Regions from separate parts of the Homo sapiens genome. Here region 2 is linked to region 1. The links are chromatin loops, found by intact Hi-C in ENCODE. Cell type or tissue: heart left ventricle. All regions are shown on one strand.

Evidence for each region. Hi-C counts contacts between places; a loop is a spot of excess contacts. Peaks named below come from ENCODE experiments on the same cell type or tissue, not always from the same donor. Only the 100,000 strongest peaks of a DNase experiment are listed, where the experiment ranks them.
Region 2: a loop joins it to region 1, with 1.8 times the contacts of the local background. A loop is called at or near these places in 2 of 110 quality-filtered maps.

What each region holds. Positions count from the first base shown.
Region 1 is chr6:128,333,565-128,336,064 of GRCh38, forward strand. All of the region lies in intron 2 of PTPRK (protein tyrosine phosphatase receptor type K), which reads right to left. Among named protein-coding and RNA genes, the nearest start is that of PTPRK, 190 kb to the right of the region's middle. In heart left ventricle, no CTCF peak of the experiment used is centred here; no DNase peak of the experiment used is centred here; H3K4me3 peaks cover 321 bases; H3K27ac peaks cover 562 bases.
Region 2 is chr6:128,485,921-128,488,420 of GRCh38, forward strand. The region is part of intron 1 of PTPRK (protein tyrosine phosphatase receptor type K); the gene reads right to left. Among named protein-coding and RNA genes, the nearest start is that of PTPRK, 33 kb to the right of the region's middle. In heart left ventricle, a CTCF peak has its summit at 1,345; no DNase peak of the experiment used is centred here.

The DNA.
Region 1 (2,500 bases):
TCTGAGCCTTCAGCAAGTCATTATCTTTTTGCTAGTAGAGGGTCTTGCCTCAATGTTGAGGGCCTTGCTCTGGATTAGGCTTTGGCTTAAGGGAATGCTGTGGCTGGTTTAATCTCCTATCCAGACTACTAAAACTTTCTCCCTGTCAGCAATAAGGCTGTTTCACTTTCTTATCATCTGGGTGTTCACTGGAGTAGCACTTCCAATTTCCTTCAAGAACTTTTCCTTTGCATTCGAAACTTGGCTAACAGGAACAAGAGGCCCAGCTATTGGCCTATCTCAGCTTTGATATGCCTTCCTCACTAAGCTTAATCATTTTTAGCTTTTGATTTAAAGTGAGAGACCTGCAGTTATTCCTTTAAGTTGATAATTAAAGGGCCACCGTAGGGTTACTAATTGGCTTAATTTCAATATTGTTGTGTCTCAGAGAACAGGGAGGGCTGAGGAGAGGAAGAAAGACGGGAACAGCCAGTAGGTGGAACAGTCAGAATACATACAACATTTATCAGTTAAGCTCACCATCTTATACGGGAGCTGTTCGTGGTGCATGAAAAAATTACAACAGTAACATCAAAGATCACTGATCACAGATCACCATAACAGATATAATTAACAATAATCAAGTATGAAATATTGTGAGAATTACCAAAATGTTACATTTTGTTACACAAAATGAAATACTGTGAGAATTTCCAAAATGTTCAATTTGTAAAACATACAATATCTGCAAAGTACAATGAGGCAAAGCACAATAAAACAAGGTATGCCTGTAGCTGTACTGAATGATGTAAGTTTCCTTCCAACTCAACTAGTCTATTATTCTGAAAGTTCCCACTTTTCAGACAACATAACCTAGAAGAACTAAAGTACTTTTAGTACAAGAAGTACATGAAGAACAACTAGACCTTACTGTGACTCAAAACTAATAACAATTATAACTATTCAATTTTATAACTGTAACAATGGTCACTGCTCTCCTGAATAAGTAAATGGCAAGTAATGATCAATTAGAGAAGAATTCAGATTGAACAAAGTTTTTCAACTCAGTTCTCAGGAACAAGGATCATCAGGTCACAGGGGCAGTTCAATTGGCCACCAAAGAAGTTTCTTCCTTTATTAAACTTTAAGTCCACTGAAGTTCTTAATACAATAAAAGACACTTCATGAAATATTCAAAAGGAAGGAAAAATATAATCTCCCCCATCACCCAAATAAAAGCATATTCCTGTTTATGAAATGGTTAAGGCCAAGCGCGGTGGCTCACGCCTGTAATCCCCGGACTTTGGGGGCTGAGGAGGACTGTTCACGAGGTCAGGAGTTCAAGACCAGCCTGGCCAACATGGTGAAACCCTGTCTCTACTAAAAATACAAAAATTAGCCAGGCGTGGTGGCGGGCACCTGTAATCCCAGCTACTCGGGAGGCTGAGGCTGGAGAATCGTTTGAACCCAGGAGGCGAAGTTTGCACTGAGCCAAAGCCATGCCACTGCACTTCAGCCTGGGCGACAGAGTGAGACACTGTCTCAAAAACAAAAAACAAACAAACAAAAGAAATGGTTAAGAATTCAGGCTCTGAAGTCAGAGGCCTAAATTAACAGCCACGTTCTGTCACTTTCCACTATGTCTCCTCTCTACCATCTTACTGATGAAAATCTGAGGCCTGGAACAGATAAATGTCTTAGATATAATAAAAGCACTGTTTGAGTGGATTGTTGCAAGGATTACGGAAGTGGGAACTGTCAAAGGAAAACATCTTTTCATTTTTTTATTTACAAAGTACTATCACCTAAGCCAAAAATCGGTCTGCTTGTTTGAAACAGTTCTGCCTTAGAGGTTCTAAGACAAGAAAAGGAAAATAAAAGCAAAAGGGAATGATAACAAAAAAAAAAAAAAAAAATGAGAGACTGGGCATAGCAAAATGAAGAAAAGAGCTCAAGTAGTAGAAGGAAAAAGGGATGAAATAAGTGCTTACACTTTAAAATGTTAAGTTCTGAGAAGATGAAAGAAAAGAGAGGAAAACAGGGTGGTAGAGAAAATAGGGTTATTTTATTTTTCATCTCACCAGTAGCTTCATAAACCATACAAATATAATAAAAGAAACTGAGATCCTAGGATATAAAAAAGTAAAAGCGAATGGTGCCATCTCCTCAAATTTTGAGACTGTTGCTTTTGGTCACAAGATCGTCAACTATAGCTCAAGGTTTTGGTATAAAATATATACTTAAAGAAAAAAAAAACCTGAAACCCTTGTAAAATCCCCTCAGTCTACATTAACTTAAGGCAGCTTTAATGGAATTAGTGGTCTCCAATAATTGAGCAAAGTATAATATTAAATCATATCCCAGGTCTCTGGGATAGGCTATTCTACTTTCAGTGCTAGCAATGCAGTTATTTTGAAAAACAAAATTTAAAAAATAGCCAAAACACATCTGGTCAATTATGAAATGCCACATTGACCAATGGTGAGGAAAGGAAGAGCAAGCAAATACTTCTCTGATTGTA
Region 2 (2,500 bases), 150 kb after region 1:
TTTTCATTTTTATAACAAAGTCAGAAGACAAGCTATCCTCATTTTGATCAAGAAGCAATTGTTTAATTAATGCCACTTAAGTAGTGACTGGCAGAGTTTACATTTGTGTTCAATTTTAGTTGAATTCTAAAATGTATGTTCATTAAATAGTTTCATATTTTCTCAATAATCCAGCTGTTAAAAATTAACCCACAGAATACTACCAAAAATGCACAAAATTCTGTTATCTTTGTTTTTTTAAAAAAAACTAATAAAAAGGGGGTGACAGTTTTTTAGTTAGTTTAGTTTAAAAAACTAATAAAAAGGGTGTGCTTGTCTGATTATTATTAATGTATTACTTAATAACATAGTTCCAGCAGAAGCACCATTCTGTTTATTCTTGGACCTTGTCAACATCCCTCTTCTGCTTTGAAATCCCAAGTATTTATTAGTAACATGGATAAAGTGGTAAACTAACTATGACACCAATTAATATATTATATGGTTTTTATGACAAACATAAAGAAAAAGTTTAGGGGAAAAAATCATGTTACTTCAAAAAGGCAGAAAACACAATTATATCTATACTCTGATTATAATTATTGAAATAATTTATGAATATGGCCAGGCAAGGTGGTTCATGCCTGTAATCCCAGGACTTTGGGAGGCCAAGACTGAAGGATTGCTTGAACTCAGGAGTTCAAGACCAGCCTGGGCAACATGGTGAAACCCTGTCTACAAAAAAATACAAAAATTAGCCAGGCATGGAGGCATGTGCCTGCAGCATCCACCTACTGGGGAGGCTGAGGTGGAGGTGGCAGTGAGCTGAGATCGTGCCACTGCACTCCAGCCTGGGTGATAGAGGCAGATCCTGTAGAAAGAAAGAAAGACAGAAAGACAGAAAGGAAGGAAGGAAGGAAAGAAGGAAGGAAGGAAGGAAGAAAGGAAAAAAATAAAAAGGGAGGGAGGGAGGATTTATGAATATGAACACAGAAAAAATATTTAATTGACATAGATATCACTTTGGTTGTGACAGAAATTCAACTGAAACTAGCTCAGAAAAAAAGAAAAAATGTATTGACTTGTGGAATCAAAGGAAATGTTGAATAGTTAAACCACAGGATACACAAGAAAGAAGCTAGCTCTCAACAACAACTGAACCAGGGAATGTTAACATGGCAGAGTACCTCCAGTTCCTCTCCCTAATTCTCTTCTACTGTTTGTTTCACATGGCAGGAAAGCTGCATGTTGTGAGCGCTGACATTTTAAATTTTACAATGTTCACTACCTGTGAGAGGATGGCTTTCTGAAGTAGGACTCATATTTTCCTGGTGTAGCTCAGGAACCCACCTCCTGGATAAAAGAAGGCAGGACACCTTGACCGAAAGTCCCTCCAGGACTGTGTTGGGCTTCAGAAAATGACACAGAAGTATGGCACTGTGGCACACTGGGAAACTGGGAAGGCCTCAAAAACAGCCTCAGAAGCAAAGCCTTATTCTGACTTTCTCCTGCCCTTCTGTCTCCTATCCCTCTATCTCCCCTGAAGCAAGTCATAGAAAACAAAATTTGTTTTCCCCAAGGCAACTCCTCTCCTCCAAAACAGGCCATAAAACCCAGAAAGGTCACCCTCTCCCTTCTCCATCCTTCCCTAAAGAGCCTCATTCCAGGGCGGGTCCAGCAGCATACCCAAGAGGAAGCAATACTACAGAAAGGCCAAGAAGAATGAACAGACAGGTGTTCACAAAAGGGAATGATCTAATAGTAACAGAGTGATGGGGGAGTGTCCATTCTTCATCAATCCTAAGAATAAAAATAGAGTTTTCCCTGCGTCTTTGGGCCTTCATTTCAGAAGACTCCCAGGTCACATAAAACTTGATTAAATACATTTGCTATGCTTTTCTCTTGTTAACCTGTCTTTTGTAATAGGAGCGGTCAGATGAGAGCCTTATCACCAGTAAGAAAAGGTATCAAACTTTTCTGCCCCCAAAACCGCATTCAATGAGGTGTAGATTCCTGTATTAGTCAGGGTTCTCTAGAGGGACAGAACTAATAGGATAGTTGTATATGTGAAGGGGAATTTACTAAGGAGTACTGACTCACACAGTCACAAGGTGAAGTTCCACAATAGGCCGTCTACAAGCTGAGAAGCAAGGAAGCCAGTCCAAGTCCCAAAACCTCAAGAGTAGGGAAGCTGACAGTGCAGCCTTCAGTCTGTGGCCACAGATCTGAGAGCCCCTGGCAAATCACTGGTGCAGGTCCAAGAGTCCAAAAGCTGAAGAACTTGGAGTCTGATGTTCAAGGGCAGGAAGCATCCAGCACAGGAGAAAGATGAAGGCCAGAAAATTCAGCAACTCTGTTAATTCCACTTTCTTCTGCCTGCTTTATTCTAGCTGCGCTGGCAGCTGATTAGGTGGTGTCCACCCAGACATAGGGTCTGCCTCTCCCAAACCACTGACTCAAACGTTCATATGCTTTGGCAACACCCTCAAAGACACACCTAGGAACAATACTTCGTATCCTT